2 separate regions of the Homo sapiens genome follow, and region 2 is linked to region 1. The links are chromatin loops, found by intact Hi-C in ENCODE. Cell type or tissue: Panc1. All regions are shown on one strand.

Region 1 (8,000 bases):
GTGATTCTCGTGCCTCAGCCTCTCAAGTAGCTGGGAATACAGGTGCACACCACCATGCCCGGCTAATGTTTTTGTATTTTCAGTAGAGACAGGGTTTCATCATGTTGGACAGGCTGGTCTTGAACTCCTGACCTCTGGTGATCCACCCGCCTTGGCCTCCTAAAGTGCTGGGATTACAGGCATGAGCCACCGAGCCCAGCCATCAGGCTCCCTCTAACACGTGTTTACATTTAATCATTCGATTTGCATAAATCTAGCTTCTTGCCTGCCCTAGACATGTGTGGCTTTGTTGCAAAGCTAGACATGCTTTAAAATTAATTTGAAATGCATGTAACTTTTGCTATCCCAAAGATGGTAATATAGCTGCATAGCATTCCTAGAGACCTCCAACACTTCCTTCCTTCCCGAACAGAGCATTTAACTCTCTTCTCAAACTACCGACTGTCTGGGGCGGTGTGCCATGATGCCCCGGGGGAAGCTCCGTGGATCTGGAAGGCAACTCGGGACATCTGGTCTGGCCAGCCCACCCACGTAATGCATTCAGCAGACCTGCCCCCTACACAGAGGGCTGAGCCTCTGAGCTCCCACAGGCTCTACCTTATAAGCAAAGACTGAAGAGTCTTTGTTCATAAGGAAGAGAGAAGAAAGAAAAGAAGCAATTAAACAGAATTGCAGGAGCTCCTAGAGTCTGTCAGTTTCTTCAGAGCCACGCCAGGGTCTCACCTATCTTTGTAGGCTGCTCAGTAGAAGTGAGGCACCCAGTGGGTGCTGGCTGAGGTCTCCTCTCCCTCGGCAGGGTCCCTTCTGATGGCCTCCCTCCTCCATCTGCAACAATCCCCCGCACCCCTGTGGGCTTCCTTCTTCCCACCACCTCTGCATGCTGGGCCCTCTGGGTTCTGTCTTCTTCCTATTGGAAGCTCCCTTTCCAAATGACCTCCTGTCCTCTGCTGGCCCAGACCTCCCCTTATGTGCTGTGAATCCCCCATCTCCAACTCCAGCCCAGTCTCTCTTCTCAACATGCAGTGGCCGCTTCCATCCATGTCCCCCAGGCATCCTAAATTCAGCACTTCCAAAACTGGAATTCACAGGTTTCCCAAATGCACTTGCACGCCTGGGTTCCTCATCCAGCCCAAGACACCACCTTTCCCCGACTCGCTCTGTCTAAAACCCGAGTCTTCTTCGACTTCCTTCCCTCTTTCCCTCGTGCCTAACGATAGTAATAGTATTGCTCATATGCATTGAGTACATCCAGTGTGCTAGACAGCATACGAATCCCCAGCAGTTTCCTTTGATACACCTACTACATGAGGCAGGTACTATTATCAACAGCATTTTATGGATGAGGAAGTGGGGTGCAGAGAGCTGGCTCGAGGGGGCAGAGCTGGTGGAGAGCTGGACTGAGACTGGGATCTGTTTGATTCCAGAGCTTGAGCCTTTTGCACCACTCTGCTCCATCTTTGACCGCCACACACCCTAAAAACAAAACAAAACCCAAAACACTCCACCACTGAACAATTTTGGTGACCACCGTCCCACCTCTGGGAGGGCTGGGAGTCCCCAGAAAACACAGAAGTAGCTCCCAGGCCCGTAATTCACCCCAACATTTTTGGTTCTAGAAACCTGGCAAAGCAGCCACATTGGCCCAAGCCAGCGACACCGCGCGGCCCCGCGCTTCCCACAGCCCTGGGCCCGGCAAGGCTGAAATCAAGTCTAGAAGATGGCAAGGTGGGAAGGAACGCTCCTCTTTCATCTTGCTTCAGAGAAAACCTTCGCCAGTCTCAGCATCATCAGTACACACGTGGCCTGCTCTTCAGCGGATCTCACCAGTAACACCTTCTGGCATTTGGGCTAGAGACCGGGCCCCTGAGGCCGCCCTGGGAAGCCTGAGGTGTGGAGGGGGATTCAGGATGTGCCTCTGTTCCTGTATGTGCAAGTGTGAGTATGAGTGTGTGTGTGAATGTGGAGGTGGGTGAGTGCATGAATGTGTGTGTGTGAATTTGAGTGTCATGTGGGTGTCTCTGTATGCATGTGTGTGTGTACATGGTGTCTTTGTATGCATGTGTGTGTGTGGGTGTTGTGTGTATGTGTACGTGTGTGCATGTGTATGTAAATGTAATTCTGTGGGTGTGTGTGAGTATATGTGTCAGAGTGTCATGTGGGTACATGGGAGTGTTGTGTGGGTGTGAGTGTGTGAGTGCTATGTGAGTGTGTGGTGTGTGTGTTTGTGTGTTATGTAGGTGTGTTTGTGGGTGTTGTATGTGTGAAGGTGGCCGTGTATGTGGGTGAGTGTTATGTGGGGGTGAGTATGTGTACGCGTGGGTGAGTGTGGGTGAGTGTTGTGTTATGTGGGTGTGAGTGTGCATGAGTGTGTGAGTGCTATGTGTGTGGTGTGAGTGTGTTTGTGTGAGAGTGTTATGTGGGTGTCTGTGGGTGTTGCGTGTGTGAATGTGGATGTGCATGTGGGTGAGTGTTACGTGGGTGTGTGTGTGGTGTGAGTGTATGTGTGAGTGTTATGTGGGTGTTTGTGGGTGTTGTGTGCGTGAATGTGGATGTGCATGTGGGTGAGTGTTATGTGGGTGTATGTGTATGCGTGGGTGAGTGTGGTGAGTGTTGTGTCAGTGTGAGTGTCCATGAGTGTGTGGTGTGTGTGAGTGCTATGTGAGTGTGTGTGTGGGGTCTGAGTGTGTGTGAGAGTGTTATGTGGGTGTTGTGTGTGTGAATGTGGCTGTGCATGTGTGTTATGTGGGTGTATGTGTATGCGTGGGTGAGTGTGGGGAGTGTGAGTGTGCATGAGTGTGCATGAGTGTGTGGGCACAGAATTTATCTGATCCCAAACCATTTTCACACCTACTCTCCCATTCGGAGGCCCATTAAAGGCCCCCCAAGCACTCCCCTGTCCCTCCCGCCTGTGGAAGGGCCGCTCCTGCTCTGAGGTCTTCTAGCACAGCCCATCTTGCACAGTGGCCATTTCCTGCTTGCATGGTAGTTATTTGTACCATTGTCTCTGCTCCTTCTAACTGGACGTCTCCTGAGGACAACACAGCGTCCGGTCTGTCGTTGTCTTCCCGAAGCCACCAGCACACAGTAGGTGCTCAACAAATAGCTGGTGAAGGCTGGGCACGGTGGCTCACACCTGTAATCCCAGCACTTTGGGAGGCCAAGATACGAGGATTCCTTAAGCCCAGGAGTTCGAGACCAGCCTGGTCAACATAGCGAAGCCCCGTCTCTGTTTAAAATGTATATAACTGGTGAACTCGTATCAACCCACCCCCCAGCTCAGTGTTCTCCACAGAGTCCTTGGGGGTGTTTTCTCTCCCCTACATTTCTGCTTTCAGCCCCAGAAACACCTGCCCCGGCAGCCTGGGGTGGGTGGGTGGGACAGCAGCTCCCTGCAGGCTTTGGTGAGGGTGGCCCCACCCGGAACTCCACATGAGGTCAACCTCCCTGGTCTGCAAGTCATCACAGAGAGGCTGAGAACCTGGCTGAGGCACTGGAGGGGCCGTGCGCGGTGACGGGACGCGCTCAGCCTTCTAGGGGCCTCAGTTTCCCCTCTTGGCACTAGGAGCAGCACCTTCCCACCCACTTCACAGGCCGTTGCAAGATGATAGCGGCGGCAGCTTTTGAAAAGCTCTGAATGATATCAGACAACAAATCACAGCACTGAAAAAACAGGTCTAGTGCTTTCGGTGTGAGAAAAGGTTATTTTTCAGTGTGCTGAAATACTGTACGGCAATTAAGTTGCTGAAGATGGATTTGAATGAACTAAAACTTAAACGTGGCAGAGAGAAAGCAGCCTGAGGCATGGCTGACTCTGCTCTTTGGTGTGGAAATGAAGCCCAGCGGCCTGGGGCTTGGCCTTTGTAGATCAGCCTCCGAAGGTGAAGCTGGAATGAGGGAAGGCATCTGCCCCCAACACCAGGTGTCTGAGGCTCTGGCCCCACCCCACAAAAGGGAGACACTCTCCAGCAAAGCTGCCGCTAAGCAGGGGCTCGGCGGTGACTGCAGCTGGTGCATCTTTTCTTGTTTCCGTTTTGCTGTGGTCACTTGATTTTAGAAGTTGCTGGAGGTACCTGTCCACCCCCTCCTCAGACAAGGGGCTGGGTTGGTTTGCAGGTAGAATCACTTTCCCTTTTCTCTGGACTTGATTTTCAGGCCAGTGGACTTGCGCAGCCTTTGTTTTGGCTGTTGTCCCTTCTCTAGTCCTTGCTATGTTGCTGAATATTAGCACAGTATTTGTAAGGGAGGGTGGGTTGGAGTAGAATGAAAATTCAACCATTTTTGCCTGACAGCAGATTTGATAGAAGTTTTAGTAGAGGAGAAGTTAGAATTTAACTCATGATTCATTAAATATATGTTTTCTATATTTCTTCTTATAAGAGATTTTCGACATCAATCATGTATCAAAGAACAGAATATACATACAATTTCCATTTTGTCAGTTTTATCCAATTCATCCACATCATGCAGAAACAGAAGTTTCCAGTAGATGGCGCCAAAGTCTGTCTTTTCTCCGCCTCCCTGCGCGCTCTTCGTTGTTTCAAGATCCGCACATCAACCAACCCTCCAGAAAATGACATTTCTTTATCAGCGCAGACCAGCACGAGGTGCTCTCCACAGCAGAAAATCCCAGTAAGATGTCTGGCAAGAAAAATAGCCCCAAGAGTTGTAGCCCTGGGCAGTAAAACCAGAAGCCAGGAATCCTGGTTTCCAAACAGTTGATGGGTTTTGTGCCAGTTCAGTTTTGAAGCAACGGCCCTGCGGTACTGAGGGTCAGAGCCGTCTCCCATCTGCTCCCTCTCTTCCTCCCACTGGCCCCCATGGAAGCAGCTGCCCAAGCTTCTTGAGAAGGTGAGTGCCGGAACTCCAGGACAGGAAGAAGACTCTAAGCTTGGTCTTAAAAGACCACAAAGCGGCCTGGCGCGGTGGCTCACGCCTGTAATTCCAACACTTTGGGAGGCCGAGGCGGGCTGATCACGAGGTCAGGAGATCGAGATCGTCCTGGCTAACACGGTGAAACCTCGTCTCTACTAAAAATACAAAAAATTAGCCGGGCGTGGTTGCAGGCGCCTGTAGTCCCAGCTACTCGGGAGGCTGAGGCAGGAGAATGGCCTGAACCCGGGAGGTGGAGCTTGCAGTGAGCTTGCTGGATCACTCCAGCCTGGGCGACAGAGCGAGCCTCCATCTCAAAAACAAACAAACAAAAAACACCACAAAGCATGAGATCCAACAGCCTGGGCAACATGGCGAGGCCTTGTCTCTAGAACAAAATTTTAAATTAAAAAAATTAGCCAGACATAGTGGTGTGCTTGAGCCGTAGAGGTCAAAGCTGCAGTGAGCTGTGATTATGCCACTGCATTCCAGCCTGGGCAATAGAGTAAGACCCTGTCTCAACAAACAAACAAACAAAAAGCCAAACAAACAAAACCCCACGAGATCCTAAGGTTCCCATGGCCTTTCTTCTTGCACTGGGCCCATGACTCTGCCTCAGGCTGTGACCGGGACATGAATGGAGAGGAAGGAAAGGGAAATGGTAAAGGGGGCAGGATTGTCTCCAAGTACTTCCCCAGGTCCAGGGGAAGAGGGCTGGCAGGTGAGGAAACCAGAGAATGGGAAACCCAGGCTGAACCCTGATGTTGAGCCCGAACGCTGATGCACTGCCGTCTGTGTGCATAGCACAGTGAAAACTGCAAAGAGATGTGGTTCCTGGCCTCCAGGAATTAACGATCAGGTGGAAAGAAAGTTCATTCCACCCAGGGATGCGTTGGAGCCAGCTAGCACCTTTGAGCTGATTGTGCACGTCTCTACACAATGACACCATGACGTTGTGTCAGTAGTTTCAAATCCGCCATGTGGCAGTATTCACACCAGAGAAATCAGCGAACTCCACAAATCAGGGCTCCCTCCACTCCCCCAGAGCTGAACTTTAAACATTTACCTGCATGCTGGTGACTCTGCCTCACTATAGCACAAACTGCTTAAATAAAGGTGGGGCGGGACATTTGGTCACAGTCGGGAAGCAGTTGAAAGTGTCATGGGTTTGAGTCTAAGGTCAAGCTCTTCCGCTGATTGACTATCTGACCCTGATTATCTCCACCTCAGCCTCTGCCTCTCTTTAATGAGACTGATGCTATCTACCCTAGTTAGTTACAGAGTGGCTGGGAGGCTTAAATGAGATCGGTCTGTGTGGATACTATGTAAATTATAATGGATTTTATCAAGGTAATAGATGCAGCTTTAAAACATTCATAAAATTATGAGAATGAGGCCTACCAAATCCCAGTTTCATAAGGATACATATGATAATGCATATTTGTTTGATTTCCCATTTATTTAATAACACTTATTGACACTACCCATATGCTAGACGCTGCTAGTTGGGCAGTCTTAAGAGAAGATGTAAAAACACTTTGTAGATTACAAAGCTTTTTTTTTTTTTTTTTTTTTTTTTGAGATGGAGTCTCACTCTGTCGCCCAGGCTGGAATGCAGAGGCGTGATCTTGGCTCACTGCAACCTCTGTCTCCAGGGTTCAAGTGATTCTCCTGCCTCAGCCTCCCAAGTAGCTGGGACTACAGGCATGCATCACCACACCCAGCTAATTTTTGTAGTTTTAGTAGAGATGGGGTTTCGCCGTGTTGGCCAGGCTGGTCTCCAACTCCTGACCTCAAATGATCCGCCTGCCTGGGCCTCGCAAAGTGCTGGGATTACAGGTGTGAGCCACTGCACCCGGCTGATTACAAAGTTGTTTTTTTTTTTTGGTTTTTTTTTTTTGAGATGGAGTCTTGCTCTGTCACCCAGGCTGGGTGGAGTGCACTGGCGCAATCTCGGCTCACTGCAAGCTCCGCCTCCTGGGTTCATGCCATTCTCCTGCGTCAGCCTCCCGAGTAGCTAGCTGGGACTACGGGCGCCCACCACCACGCCCGGCTAATTTTTTTTGCATTTTTAGTAGAGACGGGGTTTCACCGTGGTCTCGATCTCCTGACCTCGTGACCCGCCCGCCTCGGCCTCCCATACAAAGCTTTTATACAAGTCTTTTGTAAAGTAGAAGGCATCATGCAAGGAAAAATGTTGTTTTTCTCAGCTTTCTTCATCTTTTCCAATCTGGACACACATTTTCACTGCAACTAATATTATACCGATACTTTCATTAGACTAAAATACCTGGCAGCGGTCACAGACAATGGTGTGGAAAGGAAACCAAGACAAGAAAACATCCTTGCAATATTTGGCTGAGGCAGGAGAATGGCGTGAACCCGGGGGGCGGAGCCTGCAGTGACCCGAGATGGCGCTACTGCACTCCAGCCTGGGCGACAGAGCGAGACTCCATCTCAAAAAAAAAAAAAAAGGCCATAATAAAATTTATACAAAATTATTTCTATGTATGCCTATATGAATAGGGAAGAATATACATAAAGATATTCACAGTGGCTATCTCTAGGTGGTAAGATTATTTTAATTAGCCTTTCTTGCTCATATGTAATTTTTATTTTCTCTACAAAAATTGGCTACGAAATTTTGGAGATAAAAACTGAGAAGTAAAAGATCTTCATGCAGCTATTTATTTTGTAGAATTACAAATATGGATATGAAAGGAGCCTTACAGGTCATCTGGTTTCATAAGATGGGGAAACTGAGGCTGAGGGAGATGGGAAGGAAATAACTGAGGACTTTGAGTTTTCTCTGAATTTGCATTCTCTTTTTTCTCTCCAAATGTGTGTGCGGAGCTTTTGATAATTAATCTAAACCTGTATACTCTACAATGAGATTCTCATCTTTCATTATCTTTCTGACTTTTTGATGTATCTGCTTCCTCTGGTATGGTCATTTGTCTTTGCCTTGTTTCTAATTTTTTTTTTTTTTTTTAACATTCAACTGACTGCTTGGTTTCTCTTTTCTTTGAAAGACTCTTGATGTAAATAAGCCCTTTATCCCTATCTGGCCTCTTTAATTATATCTTCTCACGTTTGCTTTCTGCTCTCTACCGACTAATTTCTCAGAAATT
Region 2 (8,000 bases), 650 kb after region 1:
TTGCTGCAGAAGGATTACGAGTCGGCGTCGCTGACAGAGGTGCGGGCTCTGCTGCGGAAGCACGAGGCGTTCGAGAGCGACCTGGCAGCGCACCAGGACCGCGTGGAGCAGATCGCAGCCATCGCGCAGGAGCTCAAGTATGTGCAGATGCCCTCCGTCCTCCCGGGAGCCCCTGGGATTCCACAGAGAGGGGAGAGAAAGGCCTGCCTTGCCTTTCCTGACTAAACGCAGAGGGAACCACGCTGGAGGCACTCTGTGCAGGGATTCTCCTTGTTTCTTTAAATGTAGAAACAGATTTTGGTTCTTAGATTGTGGTAGAATCCCTATGTCCTACCATCCAGCAGCACCCCGGCCCTCAGCACAGGCAGCTCCGCTTCCAGCAAGATGAGAAATAAGTCTGGAATATTGGGGCCCAGAAAGCTATGGGAAGGCGGCCTCACCCAGGCCAGGTGCAAGAAGCAGAATATAGCCTGTCCTGAAATCAACATAAAACCAAGCAAAACAGAGGGCACTGGCCGGGCGCGGTGGCTCACGCCTGTAATCCCAGCACTTTGGGAGGCTGAGGCGGGCGAATCATGAGGTCAGGAGATCGAGACCATCCTGGCTAACACGGTGAAACCCCGTCTCTACTAAAAATGCAAAAAATTAGCCGGGCCTGGTGGCGGGTGCCTGTAGTCCCAGCTGCTCGGGAGGCTGAGGCAGGAGAATGGTGTGAACCCAGGAGGCGGAGCTTGCAGTGAGCCGAGATCGCGCCACTGCACTCCAGCCTGGGCGACAGAGCGGGACTCCGTCTCAAAAAAACAAAAAACAAAACAAAATAAAACAAAAAAGTGGGCACTGCCTCACGTGTGCAGAAGAGACGTCAGGACCCCACTTTGCTTTATCATCCCCTAAGTGCTGTTTCACTTTCATGCGTTTGGTTTTATGGGAAGAACTGACACGACATTTGAGCCTAGGCTGGATTTGGCACGGAGTGAATGTTCTCAGTTCCCGCTCTGTGTAGTGTGAGCCCTGGGGTGCGGCTGCCCTCAGGGAGAAGAGCCTCCATGCCGTGTTTCTGAGCTTTCTTCAGGTCCTTTTCCCTTGTAATAAAGACAACATTTTATTTCCTACTCCTTTCCCCACCATTATAATCACTGATACATCTGTAGAATGTTTAGAGCCTGTCACATAATGGTAACTTCAAAAATTAAATAATAAAAATTTATTTCAATATATTACGTTTTAAAACTGCCACGTTCTGGCTGGGCACAGTGGCTCACGCCTGTAACCCCAGCACTTTGGGAGGCTGAGGTGGGCTGATCACGAGGTCAGGAGATCAAGACCATCCTGGCTAACACGGTGAAACCCCGTATCTACTAAAAATACAAAAAAAAATTAGCCAGGCATGGTGGCGGGCACCTGTAGTCCCAACTACTCAGGAGGCTGAGGCAGGAGAATGGTGTGAACCCGGGAGGCGGAACTTGCAGTGAGCCGAGATCAGGCCACTGCACTCCAGCCTGGGCGACAGAGCAAGACTCCATCTCAAAAAAAAAAAAAAAAAAGAAAGAAAAAAAAAAAGAAAACGAACTTAAGCTTTAAGAAAATGGATTTGGTAGGGTAGGAGGGGACTTTTCAAAGTTGTCTAATCCTGGACTGTTTTTGAAGCAGCCTCCTGAAGATGTCTTTAAACTTCCATGGTTCTTGATTTATATCTGAATGAAAAAGGTGATTAAGTTTTGTACAGGATTCAAACTTGTTATCCCTGGAGGTACTGGGTTAAGCTTCTAGTTAAGAATTTGCTTTAGGTTGGGTGCAGTGGCTTATACCTGTAATCCTTGTACTTTGGGAGGCTGAGGAGGTAGGACTGCTTGAGACCAGGAGTTCGAGACCAGCCTGGCAACACAGCAAGACTCCATCTCTAAAAAATTTTTGAAAAGAGCCGGGTGTAGTGGCACATGCCTGTAGTCCCAGCTACTTGGGAGCCTAAGACAGGAGGATCACTTGAGCCTAAGAGTCTGAGGCTGTAATAACGTATGATCACCCCCACTGCACTCCAGCTTGGATGACAAAGCAAGACCCTGTCTCAAAAAAAAAAAAAAAATTGCTTCAGTGGTGTGCACAGAAAGACCCCAGGTAGAATGCATAGATGGATCTGGCAAGGAAAAGTAAGGATTTAGTGAGAAATCATTTTGCCCTTGCTTGTCACTCTAGTGGCATTAGATGAGTCAGAACCTTTCTGTCTCTAAGTGGAAGGGCTCAGTTCGGCCCCATTTCAGAAATCCCGCTATGTTAGATAAAGTCATGGTGCCATTCTGGACCTGATACTCTACCCAGTGGTGAGGCCAAGTGCCCTTCTAGGGAAGCCAAGGACACAATGTGGCGCAGGCTGACTCTTCCCTCCCCAGTCACTGTGGCTGCATCCTGGCCCACAGGACTGTCCTCCAGGTCAGAGAGTGATGTCTTCCGACCTTCACTCATAGGGACATTGCCACTTAGAAATAATGCTCTCTGGGGGCCTCTCCAAGAAAAGGAAGGGGAAATAAATTGAGCCTGCGGCATTAAGAAGACAACGGTTCTCTCTGTTTAGAAATCTGTTGGCCAGCGAAAGTTTTATGAATTCTTCTTGTGATTTATCTGAGAGGAGTGATGTTTACAGTGATGACAGTTAACAAAACCCTGAAATACCATCCCAGTTCTCTATCAGATTTTTATTTTTTATTTCTTTTATGTGTATAAATGTAGGTGGGGTGGGGCACAAGTGCAGTTTTGCTACATGTGGCCAAGTCAGGGTTTTTAGGGTAGACATCACCCAAATAACATACATTGTATGAAATCACACTAAGTAATTTTTCATCATCCACCTACCCTTCCACCCCCTCACCCTTCTGAGCCTCCACTGTCTATCAGCCCACTCTCTATGTCCATGTGGATACATTTCAGATGTTTTTGTTTTTAAACTTCCCTGTTATTTTTCTTTTTTAGCCCATGTTCATTTTCTCTCATCATCTGGGAAAGTTAATCTTTATTTATTTTCACTTTTAATAGTGAACTGGACTATCACGACGCTGTGAATGTCAATGATCGGTGCCAGAAAATTTGTGACCAGTGGGACCGACTGGGAACGCTTACTCAGAAGAGGAGAGAAGCCCTAGAGGTGAAGTATTGAAGCCACTTGTTGACATGAAATCTTTTAATAGAAGCTCTTTAATTAAATCACTGGTATTCATTGTGTGTTTCTCTGTGGCATGAAACAGGTTGCCTAGTGAAAGGAACCTCTAAAGAAAACATGAAAAGTGGAAGAAAGAGGGAAATGGGAAGTTGGGAGCTTTGTGCTGTAATTTATCCAGACAGCAGCGAAGTATATTTTTCAATTTTAAAAAATCCAGGGGTGATGAGATTACGGCATAAATCTACTTTGTATCTGGTAGTAACAGTACGTTTCCAAAAGTCCTTCTACCTGAGTAAATTGAGCTGTGAGTGAGTCGGGAAATCAGAGATGTGCAAAGGGAAGATGGAACCAAGTGTTGAAGTGAGTACATTGATAGGAAACAGAATTGGGACGAATTTGGCCTTATTTAAGTGTAAGACTAAGTGTAAGACACAGTGGGTATCTTGTGTTTAACTGCCCCTAATTGTCTTTAACCATGGAAGACATCTCCCACGTGAGAGAAACCAGCAGTTTACCAGTTCCCTGAGTCTTTTCTGCTTGACTCTGATGATACTTTTGAGATAACCCAATATCAAGCTTCCCAAATGCCAAATGGCTGTGACATATCTGCTTAAAGAAAGAGATGTCAAGAGAAAGACCAGACATGTAACAGAGACAGCACAAAACATTTTAGAACAGGAGGGAAAAATGAACCTAATTATGGAAGGCTTAAAGCTACGGAGATGCCTTCCCCTTCTGCCCCCACTTGTCTGCCATGGGAAACAAGCGCAGGATCATCCTGTTGCTTGAAATCTTGTGCTTTCATATGCCCAGAAAGGCAAGAGGTGATCTGTGTTAAATCCTGAATGAGGATTTGAGAGCATGAACCTGCAGTTCCTTCTCTCTCCATTAGGTAGGTGACTTTGGGAAAGGCACACAACTTCTCTGCACATGTTGACTCTAAAACGTGGAAGATGCCCTGCATTTTCTGTTAATCTGGCACAGTTAGGGAATCAGGTCCTCTTATAAAGTCCTGCTTTAGCTGAAAGCAAGTTACAGTATGCCGTATGTGGAGTCTCAGTTTTCAGAAAAGTAGCATGTAGTGAAGTACTTTAGACACTTTAAAAATGAGGCTGCTCTGGATGTTATGAAATCCTTCTTTGATTCAGAAGGCACCTCAGAGACCTGCAGGGCTCAGCCTAATTGTTTGAGCATCGGGTAATCTTTTGTAGACACATGCTAATACGATTAACAGAATATCAGAGAATAGTCTGTTCTTATGGAACGCCTACTTACACTTTCAGTGAATTTTTTAATTAGTCTATGATAATGCTTGCTTCTCTTTATTCTTTAGAGAATGGAGAAATTGCTAGAAACCATTGATCAGCTTCACCTGGAGTTTGCCAAGAGGGCTGCTCCTTTCAACAATTGGATGGAGGGCGCTATGGAGGATCTGCAAGATATGTTCATTGTCCACAGCATTGAGGAGATCCAGGTAATGGAACCGCAACTCTGTATGCCCTATGCATTAGAAGTGAGTTGTCATTTAAACTTAAGAGTCCTGTTATTTGGTTTCTTGTTTTCTTGCTTTAAAAAAAAATTAACAAATGTGGCTAGAAAGCCCAAATTACCCTTGAACCTTAGCTTAAAAATGTGTTTAGTACTCTGTGTTGCAAACCCGTTAAAATCAATCAAGTAATGGTGAATGTGTCTCAGAAGCTCTGTTCTTTAAAAAAGAATGCTGAGGCTGGGCGCAGTGGTTCATGCTTATAATTCCAGCACTTGGGGAGGCTGAGGCGGGTGGATTGCTTGAGCTCAGGTGTTCGAGACCAGCCTGGCCAATGTGGCAAAACCCCGTCTCTACAAAAAATACAAAAAAAAATTAGCTGGGTGTGGTGGTGCACGCCTGGAGTCCCAGCTACTGGGAAGGCTGAGGTGGGAGGATCGCTTGAGCCTGGGAGGCAGAGGTTGCAGTGAGCCAAGATCACGCCATTGGACTCCATCCTGGGTAACAGAGTGAGACCCTGTCTCAACAACAACAACAACAACAACGACAACTACAACTACAACAACTGCTGCATCATTGAGCAAAATAAACATATGTGCTCTTGGAGTTATTCATGAAAAAGTTGTAAGTGTACTAGCTGCTGAGTTAACTACTTTGCAAACGTGTGCATATTACTGTTTATTTAGATCTACAGAGTTTTTTGCCAGATTGTAAACCATAAGAAGCCACAAATCAGCACCTACCTTTTGCCTACTGCCAATCTAAAATGTTCTGCTTATAGTTTTTTCTGGAACTTCAGAACTATAAACAAAGCTTCTAAGTGGTGACGTTAGGGAGGAAAGTTAATCTCGGTTAGCCAGGACATAATTTATTTAGAGAATTTGTACAGTGAATTTGATGTATAATAGAATAAAAAGAGAAAATACTTTTTACTCTTTTTTTTCTGTAAAATAGATATGTCATCAAAAAGAATCCAAGTAGAAAGGAAATCCTGAAGGTTGGGATTTGAAACCACACCTCCCTACCAGGAGCCGTCTAGAAGGGTTTGCACCTGCACGCCAGGGGAAAGAAAGTGCTTCCATGAACATTGGAGTTGCCTTTTGAAAGAGGCTCCGATGGTGTTTCCTGCGTGCACTCTTAAGCACAGGCCAACAGTCTAAAATCGTTTATTTTTGGAATAAGTGAGACCTCTAAGCACGCCTTGGAAGTCACACTCTTTGTCAAAGCTCTGTTGGCAGCTGACCTGTTGCTGCACCTAAAGAGAACAGTAGCTTCACACTCAAAGGTGCTCCACGAGGCAGTGAGGTCTTTGAGCCGCTGAATTTGTGGGGCTGCTCATGTTCAGGTCAAAGAATAGGTTTGATAAATGGCTCTTTAGAGAGCCTTCTGGGAAGAGTTGGTTTCTGTGACCTTTTCTTTTTGAGGAATAGGGATGTACTTCCTGGTTTTCTTTAGATATAATGGTAGCAAATGTTAGATGCTTTTGTAGGACTGCAAAGGTAACACTGGCCATTAGAAAGGGCATCTAAGGGCTGAGCATGGTGGCTCATACCTGTAATCCCAACACTTTGGGAGGCCAGGCGGGGAGGATCACTTGAGGCCAGGAGTTTGAGACCAACCTGGGCAACATAATGAGACCCTGTCTCTGCAAAAGATAAAAAAATTAGCCAGGCATCATGATGTATGCCCTATAGTCCCAGCTACTCAGGAGACTGAGGCAGGAGGATTACTTGAGCCCAAGTGTTCAAGGCTGCAGTGAGCCATGATTGCACCACTGCACTCCAGCCTGAGTGACCTAGCGAGACCCTGTCTCAAAAAAAAAAAAAAAAAAAAAAAAAAGGAAGTGCCGCTAAGTTAAGTTCTGCTCGTCAGCAGAAAATAAGAAAGACCTAAACAATAGCTGGTGATCAAAATCAGTGAAAGGAAAACTGATTAAAAAAAATTATTTTTTAAAAGACTCTACATGAATAGCCACCAATATTATTAATAGTCATCATGACATCCTTTTTCCATTTTCCAGGAACTTGACTTCTGTGTACCTAAAGAGTTTTTTCTAAAGCATTCAGAATGTGTTTTTCTCCAGAGACTCTTGCAATCATCAAGGCATTTACTTGTGTGCGGAAAGGAATATCAAAGCCTTTGAAATTAACACTCAAGCCACATTGTTTTTCTCCACTTGTGTCTCGGGTGTAGAGTCTGATCACTGCGCATGAGCAGTTCAAGGCCACGCTGCCCGAGGCGGACGGAGAGCGGCAGTCCATCATGGCCATCCAGAACGAGGTGGAGAAGGTGATTCAGAGCTACAACATCAGAATCAGCTCAAGCAACCCGTACAGCACTGTCACCATGGATGAGCTCCGGACCAAGTGGGACAAGGTGGGTGGCTGAGGGCCTGGTGTGGGACCAGGGGGCATTCTTGAAGCTGACGTCGAAGGAGGAAGTTAACGCCTCGGGGACTTAGGGTGACGGCCTCATTTTGCATCATGATCAGGATTTTCCTTTATCCCAAATTTCACAGGCAAAACGTGACAAACTCTTAAGGACCCTTCAGCAGCGTCTGCAGTTTGTGGGGAAAGAAAGCAGAGATTATTTTACTTAAGGAAAATCTTATAAATGTTGACACAACCACTGTAGGTTATGATCCTAATACCATAAAGGAAATGGTTTTTAAAGCCCCAACTGGAAATTTGGTTAAAAACTTGGTTACAAGTACTTACAGTACTTTTTAAAAGAATTTTTAGAATATGATATAGACATGTCCCAGATGTGTATGAATTTTAAATGCAGAAAAATTGCTTAGAAAACGACATCTTGGGAATGAAAGTATTCTTACTAACTTGCAGCCTTTTAAATTTGGGGCAACTATCGACAAATGTAATTATGGTCCAAATGGGATAATTTGAGCCCTTTTGTCTGATTTTTAAGATTGGGACATTTCTTTTCATGGTTGAAATTATAGCACAATTAGTCATCTCAGTATGCCAATCATAGTCTTTGAGGAATAAGTCCACCACGTGGGTCTGAAGTGGCTTTTACTATAAAAACACACGTGCTGCAAGTTAGTTATAAACAGCGCAAAAGACAAAAACAGGTATGAGGAAAAGGAAAGTATTTATCCGAGAAACAGTAGTTAATTAGTGCATCTGAGCTTTAAATTTAGCTCTGGTCTTCCTAACGAACACCCAAAGAGAGACAGGAAACAAACTGATTTAAGTAGTTTTCTTGCGGGGGTGGGGGCGGGGGGAGGAAATATATCATTTTTTATTTTTCGTTTTTATTATGTTTATTTTTTTGAGACAGAGTCTCACTCTGTTGCCCAGGCTAGAGTGCAGAGGCAAAATCTCGGCTCATTGCAACCTCTTC

What was found. A loop is a pair of places that touch in the nucleus more often than their neighbours do. Peaks named below come from ENCODE experiments on the same cell type or tissue, not always from the same donor. Only the 100,000 strongest peaks of a DNase experiment are listed, where the experiment ranks them.
Region 2: it touches region 1 in a loop (5-fold over the local background); 6 of 110 quality-filtered maps call a loop at or near these places.

What each region holds. Positions count from the first base shown.
Region 1 is chr1:236,099,326-236,107,325 of GRCh38, forward strand. No RefSeq gene overlaps it. Among named protein-coding and RNA genes, the nearest start is that of NID1, 38 kb to the left of the region's middle. In Panc1, CTCF peaks have their summits at 4,491 (motif pointing right) and 4,714; a DNase peak (open chromatin) is centred at 4,526; H3K27ac peaks cover 3,385 bases.
Region 2 is chr1:236,744,640-236,752,639 of GRCh38, forward strand. ACTN2 (actinin alpha 2) reads left to right here. Exons shown (of 21, transcript NM_001103.4): 12 at 1-137; 13 at 3,028-3,136; 14 at 4,485-4,625; 15 at 6,831-7,013. Among named protein-coding and RNA genes, the nearest start is that of MTR, 47 kb to the right of the region's middle. In Panc1, CTCF peaks have their summits at 4,059 and 4,266; no DNase peak of the experiment used is centred here.